Linked DNA regions of Homo sapiens: regions 2 and 3 are each linked to region 1. A link is an interaction called in ENCODE POLR2A ChIA-PET data of the cell type or tissue named here. Cell type or tissue: CD4-positive, alpha-beta T cell. All regions are shown on one strand.

Evidence for each region. Peaks named below come from ENCODE experiments on the same cell type or tissue, not always from the same donor. Only the 100,000 strongest peaks of a DNase experiment are listed, where the experiment ranks them.
Region 2: POLR2A ChIA-PET joins it to region 1 with 7 read pairs; 6 of 35 experiments call an interaction of 5 or more read pairs at or near these places.
Region 3: POLR2A ChIA-PET joins it to region 1 with 5 read pairs; 10 of 35 experiments call an interaction of 5 or more read pairs at or near these places.

What each region holds. Positions count from the first base shown.
Region 1 is chr18:2,603,411-2,608,410 of GRCh38, forward strand. NDC80 (NDC80 kinetochore complex component) reads left to right here. Exons shown (of 17, transcript NM_006101.3): 14 at 3,005-3,097. Among named protein-coding and RNA genes, the nearest start is that of NDC80, 34 kb to the left of the region's middle. In CD4-positive, alpha-beta T cell, no CTCF peak of the experiment used is centred here; DNase peaks (open chromatin) are centred at 2,451 and 3,121; H3K4me3 peaks cover 761 bases; H3K27ac peaks cover 2,306 bases.
Region 2 is chr18:2,681,947-2,686,946 of GRCh38, forward strand. The region is part of intron 5 of SMCHD1 (structural maintenance of chromosomes flexible hinge domain containing 1); the gene reads left to right. Among named protein-coding and RNA genes, the nearest start is that of SMCHD1, 29 kb to the left of the region's middle. In CD4-positive, alpha-beta T cell, no CTCF peak of the experiment used is centred here; no DNase peak of the experiment used is centred here.
Region 3 is chr18:2,673,064-2,678,063 of GRCh38, forward strand. It overlaps SMCHD1 (structural maintenance of chromosomes flexible hinge domain containing 1), which reads left to right. Exons shown (of 48, transcript NM_015295.3): 4 at 218-300; 5 at 952-1,082. Among named protein-coding and RNA genes, the nearest start is that of SMCHD1, 20 kb to the left of the region's middle. In CD4-positive, alpha-beta T cell, no CTCF peak of the experiment used is centred here; no DNase peak of the experiment used is centred here.

The DNA.
Region 1 (5,000 bases):
GAAAACTTTTCAAGAAGGGAGAGATCAGTAATGTCATACAGAGACTAACAACTAAAATTGTTTTTCCTATTGGACAAGTAGTTTAAGTTAAGATGGGATGGGGTAAAATGCAACTGGAAATAATAAAGTTTATAAAGAAATTAATAAATTAGAGTAACAAAACATTTAACCTGAAAAGTATTTTAAAATAATTGCCAAAACCATTTAAGAAAAAGCAGGAAAATATAAAATGAGAAATAGTTTATAGAGATGGTGGAAATTTATTTGAATTATGAAGTAATATAGTATAAACAGAAATTTATGTTTAAAATTTTTTGATGAAATGGATTGTAACCTGAACAATAGAAATCCCAAAAAAGTCAAAATATGTAAGTAACCAGAAACCAAAGTGAAAAAGAGAATTTGCTCTTCAAAAGACTCCAATAACGGATAATTTCATAGGTCACTGTTTTCAAATACTGAAGACTGGATGATTTCTGTGACATGTAAATTATCATAGAGCATAAAGAGACCTAATTCATTTATAAGGCTAATGTAGGCCTCATACCACAACATGACAAAGATATTACAAAAAGAAGAAATTAAGCTAATCACACTTATGAATATGAATGTAAATAAAGGTTAAAGTTAAATATTTGAAACTGAAATTTATGCAGCAAATATTTTTTGAGTGCTTATGTGCCTAGTACTGTAATAGATGGTGATACTAGTACAGTGCAGCATCTGCCTTTGTGAACTTCATTTTAAGTGGGAAGATGGGCATGAAAACAATTTCTTCTATCATAGCTTTTTGTAATGTGAATACAGCGCACTGTGGATTCTCATAATACACTTAAGTACAGGCTCCTTCTGAGAGAAGTGATAGCTGGGCTGAGTTGTGAATAACAAGTAGGTGTTGGCCAATGGATACACAGAAGGATGCTCATGTTCATCCACATGCATGCACACACACATACACCTTGAGGACCAGAGACCAAGGAGTACAGCATGGACCGGGCATAGTGGCTCACGCCTGTAATCCTAGCACTTTGGGAGGCCAAGGCGGGTGGATGGCTTGAGCTCAGGAGTTCAGGACCAGCCAGGCAACATGGCAAAACCCAGCCACTACCAAAAATATAAAAATTAGCTGGATGTAGTGGCATGCACCTGTAGTCCCAGCTACTCTGGAGGCTGAGGTGGGAGATTGCTTGAGCCCTGGAGGTGGAGGCTGCAGTGAGCTGAGATTGTGCCACTGCACTCCAGCCTAGGTGACAAAGTGAGACCCTTTCTCCAAAAAGAAAAAACAAAGAGCACAGCATATTAGTAAATTACCATGAGTGTAAGTGAGATAAGGGAGAAGCCTGGAGAGACAAGAACCTAATTATGAAGGGGCTTGCCTTACTGGTTGAATTTTTTTGTATTCTTTAGGCAGTAGAGATCAATGAAGATTTATAAGTAAGGAAATAACAATAATTATTGTTATTTTAGTAATTTCACACTGTTGGCCTTTTGAAGAATAGATGAGAGGTGCATGAGACGAGACCATGCAATTAAGAGACCTATCAATATCCTATACAGTGAATAGTAAATGGTAGGGACCCAAAGCAAGGCTATTACAGTGAAGACGGAGAAAGGAGATTTAAAGATGGAAACAACAGTTTGGTTGTCCATTTGTATGTGAAGGTCAAGAAAGAAATCAAGAATGCCCAGGTGTCTTATCTTTGGCAGATGGGTATGTGGTGATGTTCTTTACCTTGATAAAGAATATAAAAGAGAAGTATATAGAAGAGAGAATTGTAGGTTGGGATATGCTGAGTTTCAGGTCTCTGGGGCATCAAAGTGGAGAATGTCCAGTAGGCAATTGGAGTCGGGCGGGCTATATGTATGTGTGTGTGTGTGTGTGTGTGTGTGTGTGTGTGTGTGTGTGTGTGTGTGTGTGTATGTACACAATGGAAATGTGTACTTTGGGACTCAGAAAAAAATGTTTAAGTAATTAATGCAGCTTTAGTAATGCTGACATGGAAAGTAGAAGCTGCTCAGAGATGAGTAAACATGCTTTTGACCAACCATGAGAATCAGTGGAAGTTCTGGTTACTTGAGTATCTGTTGTTGTTATTACAAGTGAATTTAAAACAACTCGTTTAACTTGTTAGTTACTGCAGATATAACATACCTTTAGAAAAAGTTCTTGGTGTTAGATCTGGTTTTGAGTTCTGGGCGTATGCTAGTTGTATATGTCACTACCCTGTGTTTTGTAGCAAATAATAATAGCTTCACTAAATTTGAACCCCTAAATTTTTTTTTAATTTCATATGTGTGTAGAATTATCCTTTAAAAAAAAGTCAGCTATTTATACATTTTACTCTTTTGTGTTTCCTGCAGGAAACAGTTTCCTCTTGGTATAGCTGAAGAACATTCTCTATTAATTGCTGACATCAACTGGTATCAGCACTTGCCAACAGGAAATGAACTTGAAAAACACTTTTTTCTTTCAGTTTTGGTTTCAACTGATCTTAAAGTTCAAGCTTTAACAAGATTAAATGTGGTTACCTTATTACTTTTTGAAGGAATGCATGACTATAATAGCAAACATCCAATAAAATTAATACAAACAATTCTTTTTTAACATTTTAGAAAATGAACATACAAATGAAAAGCTAAATAGCTGTAGTAGATATAGTCTAAATAAAGCTAGATTTCAAATCCAGAGGCAAAAATTATTTATATATGAATAAATTGATATAACAATATTAATAATATATAATATATATGAGAGCTTAAAAAGCACTCCCACAACAACTAGTGGAAAAACAGATATTAACATCGTTAACTTTGAGGTTTCTTTGAAATTAATTTCTCTTTGGAGAATAATAAAGTTTTTGGACAAATGATAAGTGAGAGTCCAAAAGGACTAGAAGAAATAACATTGTTCAGTTAGTTGATTGATAATATAAAAACTCTATAACTTGTTAAAATATCTTTGATGTATAGTTATGATTTCTCAACCAAAGTTTTATTTCCCCAGTTGAATGCAATGATAACAGAAAGCAAGAGAAGTGTGAGAACTCTGAAAGAAGAAGTTCAAAAGCTGGATGATCTTTACCAACAAAAAATTAAGGTAAGAACTTTGCCACAGTTTGCGTAGGTTATCAAAAGCTATGTCATGATTGCTTGATGAGTCACATATTCTGACATCAAAATCAAAATCTTTAAGCTATATATATCCTATAATTTGTATCTTGGGTTAGTTTTCTCTGCCAAAGTTTATCGTAAGGAGTCATTTTATTTTGTTCTTTAAAGGACATTTTTCTGGATTAGGGCTGTTTTACCATAGAAAAGGAACATTTACTTTTCCTTTATCTGGTATTTTATACTTGCATATGACTCAGTATCCTTGCAAAACTAAACAGAATCTCTCCTACCTTTTTGTAGAGATTTATTGTTATGTACTGCTAAAGCCTGAACCCCAATAAGGTCTTTTGAATATGTAGTTGCCCACCAAGAGTCATTGTAAACTGACTATCCTGGTCAAATTCCAAAGACTGTTTACGTGCAATCTAGAAGGTGGGTAAAATAAAAAGACTGATTCTTCAACATTCTACTGTCTGACCAGCATTTTACTTAAAGTATTCAGATGACTCTATTCATTACCACTTACACAATTCATGTGAAAATTTTAACTATGCCAATATTTTTTACTTATGTCAACAAAGTATTAGGAATTGAAAACTTTTCTCTTTGCCTGTGTTATATTTAGGACCTATTTGTTTTCTTAAACGGTGTGAAATGTTTAGAAAATATACCACATAATATGATCTAAATGTGAAATATAAGACATTGGTAATCATTTTTCTTTTTTCACACATCCTCCATGACAATGCTTGAGTTTACTCTCTGACGCACTTAAATGAAAGGTTTTATGATACTTAATCTTCACAAACCTTAGAAATGATTAATTTGGGCTACTTTGCCTGTGCATAGTTAATACATCTGTGAAATAAGGACCTAGATAAGGCTTCCTTGAAGCTCATGGGAAAAAATCTTAATTAAAATATTATAAAATTTCCTGTTGTTCAGACTGGAAAATACTGCTGAATGAATCCTATGCAAGCTTTTTGAAAAGGTCACATTTGGTAAATACTTCCAACTCACCAAAAAACTAAAAAACTTCACTACTGAATTCTAGTCAGTTGACCTTGGCGCCCTAAAAACTGAACCAATTTTATTTAGTTTCTGCATCTTTGAGAATAAAGTGACTTTTTAATTTTTTAAAGGAAAAAGTATTTTTTGTTCATAATATAAATACTCATTAGAAACAATAGAGACTCGAGAGAAATGTATAAAATGGGAACTGAAATGTACCTTATAATCCACCATAATCCCATCACTAGAAACAATGGTTAAAGTTTAGGGAGTGTCTTCCAGATATACAAACATATATTTTTTTAATGGTACCAAATTATACATAGTTTTTCATAATCTGTCTTTCTCAAGAAAAGATATCATGGATATCTTTTCATACAAATGTAGAGAGAGCAATCCTTCTATTGTGTTTTTATTTTACATATATACATAGTATATATATATATATATATATATATATATATATAACTTATTTAGCTAGCCCCTTATTAATTTTTTCCCTAAATTTTCAACTGACCAATAATGTTGCTGTGAATATCTTTGTATATCTTTATGTATTTTTCCATTCCTTCCCTTTGATAAATTTCTGAAGCATCGAATTAAAGTTTATATATATTTTAAAGCTTATATATATTTTAAATTTTAATAAATATTTTCAAATTAAAAAATAATAAAATCACCTTTTTTTTTTGAGACAGTGTCTCGCTCTGTCGCTCAGGCTGGAATGCAATGGCACAGTCTCAGCTCACTGCAACCTCCACCTCCTGGGTTCAAGCGATTCTCATGTCTCAGCCTCATGAGTAACTGGGATTACAGGTGCATGCCACCATGCCCAACTAATTTTTGTATTTTTAGTAGAGATGGGGTTTCACCTCGCT
Region 2 (5,000 bases), 79 kb after region 1:
CTAAAGAAAAAGCTGGTTTGTCTTTGTTGGTTTTCAGCAAATTAAGATGAGCTTTTGTTTTCTAATATTTGTGTTTACTTGAATGTTGGGAATACGTTTGTAACATCTAAGCACCCTACTTTAATTTGGTCATTTCCATATGTCTGGCACATTTATTCTAGAGGCTCTGATAGAGATTGGTGGCCAGTTTTGTTAGAGGTGGAGTTTTCTTAAGTTTGGTGTTTTTTTTTTCCTCCTTTGTTAGATTCAAGATAGTGAGACATATACATACGTAGTTACTCTACCCTGGCTTCCTGGCAATCATTTAGATAGTTTCTTTTACTAATTTGATCCTCTTCGCTGATAACTTTTTCTTTTCTTTCTTCTTCTTTTTTTTTTTTTTTCCTTTTTCTTTTTTGAGACAGAGTCCCACCTCTCAGCCCCAGGCTGGAGTGCAGTGGCGTGATTTCAGCTCACTGCAACCCTGCCTCCCAGGTTCAAGCAGTCCTGCCTCAGCCACCCAAGTAGCTGGGATTATAGATGCACACCACCACTCCTGAAAAATTTTGTACTTTTAGTAGAGGTGAGGTTTCACTATGTTGGCCAGGCTAGTCTTGAACTCCTGACCTCAGGTGATACACCCACCTCAGCCTCCCAAAGTGCTGGGATTATGGGCGTGAGCCACCGCGCCCGGCCCCCTGATACTTTTTCTTACTTGAGACACCTCTTATGTTTTGTTTCCATCAAAATTTCCCAAAGATTAAGTGTCCTTTCATTGTATGAAGATTATGAATTAAGATATTTTCTGAAATATTTTTGGACTTTGATGTAAATTTATTCCTGAAGGAGATTAATTTCCTAATTCTCCAGAGGACTGCTGTGGTGTAAAACTGTTCCTTGAACTTGTAGTTTTCTACTTTTATTTATATTCATGAAGGGATATTTATATAGTCCTTGAGTGGATATAGGAATTTTTCTAGACTCATTAACACAAGTCTGAGACTGTCTTGAAATAAATATTCTCAGCCTTACTTGCTGTGATAGAGTTGTTGCCTAGATTTGGTTTGCATGGGTCATTTAAGTTGAAAAAGGGATTTATGATTTTGTGCATTTCTAACTAGTGGAGAGAATTCTTTAGTTTTGCATGACCTGATGTATGTATGTTGTGTTTTATCAGTGAGCTTCTCCTTTCTCTAAACTTTTGTATATTTTCCCAGAAATATTTTAAGGAAAATATCAGAGAGTATTTTCAACTTATTTCCTAGAAGTATTGCCATAGTAACTGAATACTTAGAACTCATTTACTTTTTTTTTTCTTAATAAACATTAGCTCATAGACTTTGGTTAATCATAATTCTAGGAAATAAGTTGCAGCATCTCACAAGTTTTGTTACACTGTATTTTCTGTTTCATTCAGTTTAGTCTACTTTTTTCCTTTGCAACTTGGTATTTAACCTGTGGATTGTTTTAAAAGTGTGTGAATTTATAAGTGTTCCAACATATTTTCCTATTGTCTTTCTATTGATTTCAAGTGTAATTTCGTGATAGCTAGAGAATGTACTCTTAAGTGATTTCAGCTGTTTTACATTTGTTGCGTTTTATGATCCAGGATGTTATCTATCTAGATGAATTTTCTATGTGTCTTTGAAAAGAAGGTGTATTTTGCTCTTGTTGGGAGAAGTGTTCTGAAAATGTCAGTTAGATTCTACTGGTTGATGATATTATTCATTTCTTTATATCCTTGCTGGATTTTCTGTGTGGTAGTAACTAGGGGGTATTGAAGTCTCCAAGGATTGTTATGCCTTCTGTGCCTTCTTGGTTGACCAACCCTTTTATTCATTATGTAGTGTTGCTCTTTGTCACTGGTTATTTTCTTTGCTTTGAAGTGTACTTTTTCTGTTAGTGTAGCCATCCCAGCTTCTTTTCATTTGTGTTTTCATGCTATATCTTTTTTCATCCATTTTCTTTTAATGTACCTTTATTATTATATATGAAATGGGTTTCTTATAGACAACATATAGTTGGTTCATGTTTTATAACCACACTTACAATTTCATTTAGCGTCTTTGTATTATTACATTTAATGTAATTAAATGTATAATGAGCATTTCAGATTTTGTATTTTTGAATTTGAGATGCTCAACTTGTACTTAAATTTTTTGAAAGTCAAGCTCAAACTAGATGCTCAGCAAGACTATCTTTGGAGTTTGCGGGGAAGAGAGAGATCCTGTCAGACATACAAAATCTGAAGAAAATTCACCAAGAACAGACTCAAGTTATAAAAGAATGTTTAGAAAGATCTTCAGAAAGGAAAACAATACTGGATATTATTACGTTATCCAGAAAGGAAAATAATACTGGATATTATTACATCCATAATGTAATTAAATGTAATAATACAAAGAGTGATCATCTGTTTACCCATTTATTTGTTTTAATTGTTCTTTGTTCATTTCCTGGTATCTTTTATTGACTTTCTCTGGTGTTAATATATTCATTCTAGCTTTCTTTTCATTAGTGTTAAAATGGTAAATGTTTTTCCAACCTCTTAACCTATTGTCTCTTTATATTTAAAGAGGGTTTCTTTTACGCTATAGATATTTGTGTCTTAATATTTAACAATCTCTGCCTTTTAATTGGAGTGTTTAGATCAGTTGCTTTTAATTGGATTATTGATATGTTTAGATTTAAGTTTACCATCTTTGTTAATTTTTTATTTTTCCTGCCTATTTTTTGTTCCCATTTTCTTTTTTTTCCTGCCTTATTGCAGATTCAGTGTGTGTGTGTGTGTGTGTGTGTGTGTGTGTGATTCCATTTTATTTCCTTTTTGGCTTATTAACTATAGCTGTTACTTTACTGGAAACTCTAGGATTCATAGTATAAATCTTTAATTTATCACAGTCTGTATTAAGTAATACTAAACCACTTCGCATATAAATACATCACAACAGTATACTTCCGTTTATGCTATCTTGGTCTTTGTACTTTTGTTTTTGTACATTTTACTTTGGCATAAATGTCAAAGTACAGTATTGTTATTTAGCTTTAAATATTCATTTGCCTCTCTCCTTAATGTAAAAAGGCTTCTTCTCAACTTCCTGACATTTCTTGCTAAACTATACACGTCTGCCCTGTTTTCCAACAGCACACTGTTCTGTTCTGTCCCTTATTTTTTTCTTTTTTTTTTTTTTTTGAGACGAGTCTCGTTCTTTTGCCCAGGCCGGACTGCAGTGGTGCTATCTCGGCTCACTGCAAACTCTGCCTCCCGGGTTCACGCCATTCTCCGGCCTCAGCCTCCCGAGTAGCTGGGACTACAGGCGCCCGCCACCACGCCCGGCTAATTTTTTGTATTTTTAGTAGAGATGGGGTTTCTCCGTGTTAGCCAGGATGGTCTTGATCTCCTGACCTCGTGATCCGCCCACCTCGGCCTCCCAAAGTGCTGGGATTACAGGCGTGAGCCACCGCACCTGGCCTATTCTGTCCCTTTTTAAAGCAGTTCTCTTTTAAAAAATTGTGGTAAGATATAAATAACATAAAATTTGCAGTTATAACCATTTTAAAGTATATAATTCCATGACATTAATTACAGTCACAGTCTTTTACAACTATTATTACTATGTATTCCTAAAGTTTTTTTACCCTGTACCCCCAAATTGAAGCTTTACCCATTAGACAGTAACTCCCTGTTGCTCCCACTCTTAGCCCCTGGTAACCATTATTGTACTTTCTGTTTCAATGAATTTACCTAATCAAGGTACCTTATTTAAGTGGAATTATACAGTATTTGTCATTATACAGTATTTGTCATGTGTGACTTATTTCACTTAGCATAATTTTCGAGGATCATCCATGTTGTAGCATGTATCAGAATTTAATTCCTTTTTATGGTTGAGTAATTCTCCACTGTACAACCATACTGCGTTTTGTCTATCAGTTCATAGATTAATGGACACAAGTTGTTTCTACCTTTTGTCTTTTGATAATGCTGCTATGAACATTTGCATGCAAAATCTGAGTCCCTGAACCAGTTTATGTTTACCCACATATTTACCATATTTACTAGAGCTTGTATTCATTCCTTTGTGTAAATCTGTCCAGTATTGTTTTCCTTTCTGAAGCTCTTTCTAAACATTCTTTTATAACTTGAGTCTGTTCTTGGTGAATTTTTTTCAGATTTTGTATGTCTGATAGGCTCTCTCTCTTCCCCCCAAACCCCAAAGATAGTTTTGCTGAGCATCTGTTTGAGCTTGACTTTCAAAAAATTTAAGTACAAGTTGAGCATCTCAAATTCAAAAATACAAAATCTGAAATGCTCCAGAATCCAAAATTTTTTGAGCACCAATGTGACACTTAAGGAAATGCTGCTGGAACATTTCAGATGTTGCATTTTCAGACTTGGGATGCTCAGGTGGTAAGTATAATGCATCTATTCCAAAATTGGAAAAGAAATCAGAAATCTGAAATACTTTTGGTCCGAAGCATTTTGGATAAGGGGCACTCAAACCTGTATGTTAAATATGTCACTCAATTTTCTACCAGCTTGCATCGTTTATAAGGAGAAATCTGTTGTCAGTCTTATCTTTGTATCTCAAAACATATAGTCTGTTTTTCTCTGACTTGTTTTAAGATTTTTTTTTTAAATCATCAGTGTGTATGCTTTGTAGCATTGTGGTGTGTGTTTCTGTTGAAAGTAGTTGTGTGTTTGTGTATTGTGTGAGGTGTTTTGTATAAATGCAAACTTGTGTGGGGAGGCATTTTCTGTGTGTTATTTTGTGTCGACAGTTTGTGTATGTTGTGTGGGGATGTGATTGTAGATGTTGGGAGGGTATTGTGAGGGGATACTTTTTTGGGTGCTTTTGTTGTTTTGTATCTCTGGTATTACAGTGTCCTACCTGGTCAATGTTGTCTTTATTTTGATTATTTATATATGAGGATAGGACTTTTTATACCAATTAAAATGTTTTTGTTTATCCCATTCTTTCTGTTTCTGTTTCTTCTGTTTTCTCTTAAATTTATTGTCT
Region 3 (5,000 bases), 70 kb after region 1:
GTATAGTGCCATACAAGTACTGATTGATGACTGCTTTTTTGATGCTGGTGGTGATTGGTGATGATGCCTTTATTATGTATTATATCATTAGGATCAGGATAATACTTTAATTCTAGCTCTTTGGCTTTAAGGTACTTGATAGTTTCTTCTTCTTTGAACTTTTATATAAAGTATGTGGGAGGGAAAAGTTAAGCAATGTTTTCTTGATCTCTTGCAGCATTTGCTCTTGCGGAATTAATTGACAATTCATTGTCTGCTACTTCTCGTAACATTGGGGTTAGAAGAATACAGATCAAATTGGTAAGGAAATAATACTGTAAAGCAATTTAACTTTTCCTTTTGTAAGAGTAATAAAAGTTTATTGGAGAAAATGAGAAAATAGAGATAAAACTAAAAGTAGAAATAATTGTCAGATATCTCTTCATCCATTGTTAAAATTTTTTCACGTTTTTTTCCTATGCATATATGTATACATGTATATGTACCTTTGGTTTTTTGTAATCTTCTACTTTCCCTTAACAGTACATTGTTAACATGTGTCATATCATGAATGTTCTGCAATATAATCTGTTGTTGCAGTGACTTATTGGCTATAATATAAATTGTGTAGTTTGTGTTCTGTTGTTGAACATTTAGATTTTTTTTCTGTATTTTTGCCACTGGAAGGAATGCTGGAATGATGAACATTCTTGCACACCTTGGTACATGTCTCTGAATATTTCCTTAAGTTGAATTGTGAGAAATGGAATTTCTAGGCTAAAGGACATGAAGAATTCTGAGGCTTTTGATACATACTGCTGCTGAAGTGCCTTTCAGAAAATTGTATTAATTTGCACTTCCATCAGTAATGTATAAGTGAGCCTGTTGAATCATTTTTTTCATGTTTAACTTTTCATGTTTTAAGTATTGATTTGACTTTTCCTGTCTTTTTGAACTTATTTTGTTTCATAGCTTTTTGATGAAACACAAGGAAAACCTGCTGTTGCAGTGATAGATAATGGAAGAGGAATGACCTCTAAACAGCTTAACAACTGGGCCGTGTATAGGTTGTCAAAATTCACAAGGCAAGGTGACTTTGAAAGGTTAGAAAACCTTACTTTTTTTTTTTTGTGGGTAGCTATGTATTTTAGTAAGGATAAAAAACTGGTATGCCTTTGGATGCATATGATACATTGGAGGTTTTACTGTTATTCACATATTTATTTAGGTTTTATATTATAGAATTTTTATGATTGATACTCAGAAATAGAACTATGTAATATTGTGCCTTTCCATTAAACAGCTCATTTTGCATTTCCTGAGGTATGTAGGAGTTGATATGTTGGGTACCTGAGAGCTTTTCCCCTTTCCTAACTCTGTATAGCCTCTGTAGCAGTAGAATCATTTTAAAATGGGCTTTAGAAATCGCTTCATACCATTTGCAAAATGTCTAAAATTGCATGTGGTTCTGTGGAGCTCACTGTTGCTCTACTTTCAGAGCTCTTTTTGCAAAACATTCAGGAGTGGAATCTAGTGGAGTTATATATCAGAATGTGCTTGTAGAAAATATCCTGAATGAGGATGTCACAGGGAAAACAAAATGTGCTAAAAGCCATCAGACATAAAAAAGATTTAGATTCTTGAGATATTAGTGGAACTCTAGTAAGAAGAGCTTTGACCCACAAGTCTTTTGATATTTTAAGCTATGTTGCTCTACTTCTAACAACATACTTGGGAAGAGTCTCTTGTCATTCTTACTAAATAGTTGGTGTCTGTTCATAACCTGCTTTGTTCTTTACCTTGTCAAGAAAAGTCACCCACGTTTAAGGATCAATCTCAGTGTGTTAATATAGCTAAAACATTGGTCTTCTAAAATTTCAGCACCCTCAGAATTTTAATCAAATTAGTAAAGACTTAACAGTGCCATTTAAGAGACAAGGTAGTATGAAAAACACAGACTCTTGTATCATTTGAACCTGGTTTGGATTCTAGCCTTGCCACTTACTAATCGTGTGACATTGGTCAACTTACTTTACTTCTCTGTGCCTCAGCTTACATAGCCATAAAATGGGGATAATATCCCATGAGGTTTTATGACAACTAAGTGAGTTAGTACATGTAAAATCCTTAGGACAGAGCCTCGCATATGGTAAACAGTCAATAAATATAAGCTATAGAAGCTGTCATTTTAGTTATTACTTCTCATTCCTGACCTCAGCCTTTTTTTTTTTTTTTTTTTGGAGACAGAGTCTCGCTCTGTCATCCAGGCTGAAGTGCAGTTGTGCAATCTCGGCTCACTGCAACCTCTGCCTCCCAGGTTCAAACGATTCTTCTGCCTCAGCCTCCCGAGTAGCTGCGACTACAGGCACCCACCACCATGCCTGGCTATTTTTTGTATGTTTAGTAGAGATGGGGTTTCACCATGTTGGCCAGTCTGGTCTCGAACTCCTGACCTGGTGATCCGCCCTCCTCAGCCTCCCATAGTGCTAGGATTACAGGCGTGAGCCACTGCACCTGGCCTAGATTTCTCCACAACCATTCTATTTCACCATTTTCATAAATATGTGGCATTTAAAGGATTTATAAAAAGCCAGGGAGAAGGCAAAGACCACTGTCTTTGATAGTGTGAGGATAGGATTTAGCATATCACAGAAGTATTAGGTGGAAGGGAAGGTAGAACAGATGGTAGATTAGGCAAAATGGTCAGAAAAACATCAGTTATATCAACTGGAAGAGTAGAAAGAAATGCAAATCTTAACTGAATTCATGGGACATTGACTCTGATTTCTCTCTAGTTCTTAGAACAAAACAAACTTTTAAACTTAACCAAATATTAGGGAAATTGTAATTTCTGGCAAAAATCTTTTTGCTGCTGGTTTTAGTCTTAGCTTTATGGGTTTGGTGTCAGTAAACAATCAGTTGTTATTATAGCTGTTAGGTACTCGTACTGTCTTTTAAGTCCATTATCAGTTCCTTGACCCACTCTAATTTCTATCAATATCAGATACACCCCTTCAGCCTCTAGCTTCTGCTCAGTTGCTTTACTCCTTCCATTTGTTTTTTTCTGGATACAAGGATGGATGTCATAGAAGACAGGCTGTAGAAGAAAGGCAAGAACAGGCTAAAAGTACTAAACAACTAACAGTCTTGACCTGTAGCTTATGTTGTATTGGAGAGAGAAACAGAAGTAAATACAAAAAATTACATGTAAAAGCATTTCAGTTATTATTACTATGAATAAAATGTAAGAGTAATGTTGAAGGAATGGATTGCTAGAAAAAAAATGTAGAATAATAGAGCTGATGCACATCTCCTCTAGATAAGGTGGTTGGAGAAGAGGGCCTCTTTGAGATTATATTTGAGTTGAGGCTTGAATGATCAGAAGAAAGTAGCCAAATAAAGATCTGTGAGAAGTGTGTTTCAGGTAGAAGAAGCACCAGCAAAGCAAAGACTGAAATTGTGACAGTCTCATTTTGTTTGAAGGACAGAAAGGAGACTATTGTGACTGTAGCATAGTAGATAGAGGGGAGAGTAGAGGGAGATGTGAGAATTTCAGTTTGGAAATATTATTTGTAACTCTCATTTACCTGGGTACTACTCCCTCACCCCACCCTTTTTATTTTGAAACGTTTCAAGCCAATAGACAAGATGAAAGAACTAGCACCCATATATCCTTCACCTAGATTTATCAGTTGTTAACATTTTGTCACATTTATGATCTGTCTACACACTTACACACACACACTTTGCTTTTCTGAATCATTTGAAAGTACACTGCTGTCAGTTTGTGAGATTTCACTCCCAAATACTGTAGCATGTGTATTCTGAGGACAAGCGGATTCTCATAAATAACTACAAAATCATTATTACATCTAAGAAATTTATCATTAATGCAACAATATTTAACATAAGATTTTCATAAGTTTTTTTCCTGTTGTCATGTTCGATCTCCTTCATTCTATGATAGTTTCCCTAGCTTTTGTGTTTTTCATAATATTTCAATTTTTCTGTAGTGTTCAGGCTAGTTTTCTTGTAGAATGGTCCACAACCTGGATCTGAGTGTTTCCTCAGCATTGTTTTTTTTCCTTTAGTATTTTATTATGAACATTTAAAAACATACAGAAAAGTTGAAATTCTACAGGGAATACCCATATACTCACACCTAGGTTTTACCGTTGATAGTTGCTTTACTCCTTATATATCTGTCCCACCATTAGTTTATCTGGTTTTTTAATACAGTTCAAAACAAGTTATAAATGTCAGTATACTTTTTCCTAGTTTTGAAAGTATCCGTATTAATTTCTAGGGTTCAATATTTTTAATCTTGAGGTAAAATTCACATATTATACAGTTAATTGCTTGTATCTGTCTTAAATGTATCTTCATTGAATTTATCTTTTATGGAGATAAAATTTACGTATCATAAAATTCACAGTATTAAAGCATACTGTTCAGTAGTTTGAGTTAAAATTGTGCAACCATCACCACTAATTCCAGAATATTTTTACAACTCCAAAAGAAACACTGTACTAAGTGGTTGTCACTTTCTATCTCCTGGCAATCACTAATATCCTTTTAATAGTTTTGTTTTGTTTTGTTTTTTGAGACAAATCTCGCTCTGTCGTTCAGGCTGGAGTGTAGTGGTGCTATCTTGGCTCACTGCAACCTCTGCCTCTTGGGCTCAAGTGATCCTCCCACTTTAGCCTTCCAAGTAGCTGGGACCACAGGTGCATGTCACCACACCTGGCTAATTTTTTATAGAGGTGGAGTCTCACTATGTTGCCCAGGCTGGTCTCCAACTCCTGAGCTGAAGCGATCCACCTGCCTCAGCCTCCCAAAGTGCTGGGATTACAGAAGTGAGCCACCGCATCTGGCCAATAGTTGTTAATCTACATTTTTAGTTGTTTTTCTAGGGATTACAACCAGCATCTTAATTGATAACAATCCAGTCTGGATTAATACCAACGACATACTCTGTAGTATACAAAAACCGCTCCTACTTAGCTTTGTTCTCCTCCCAC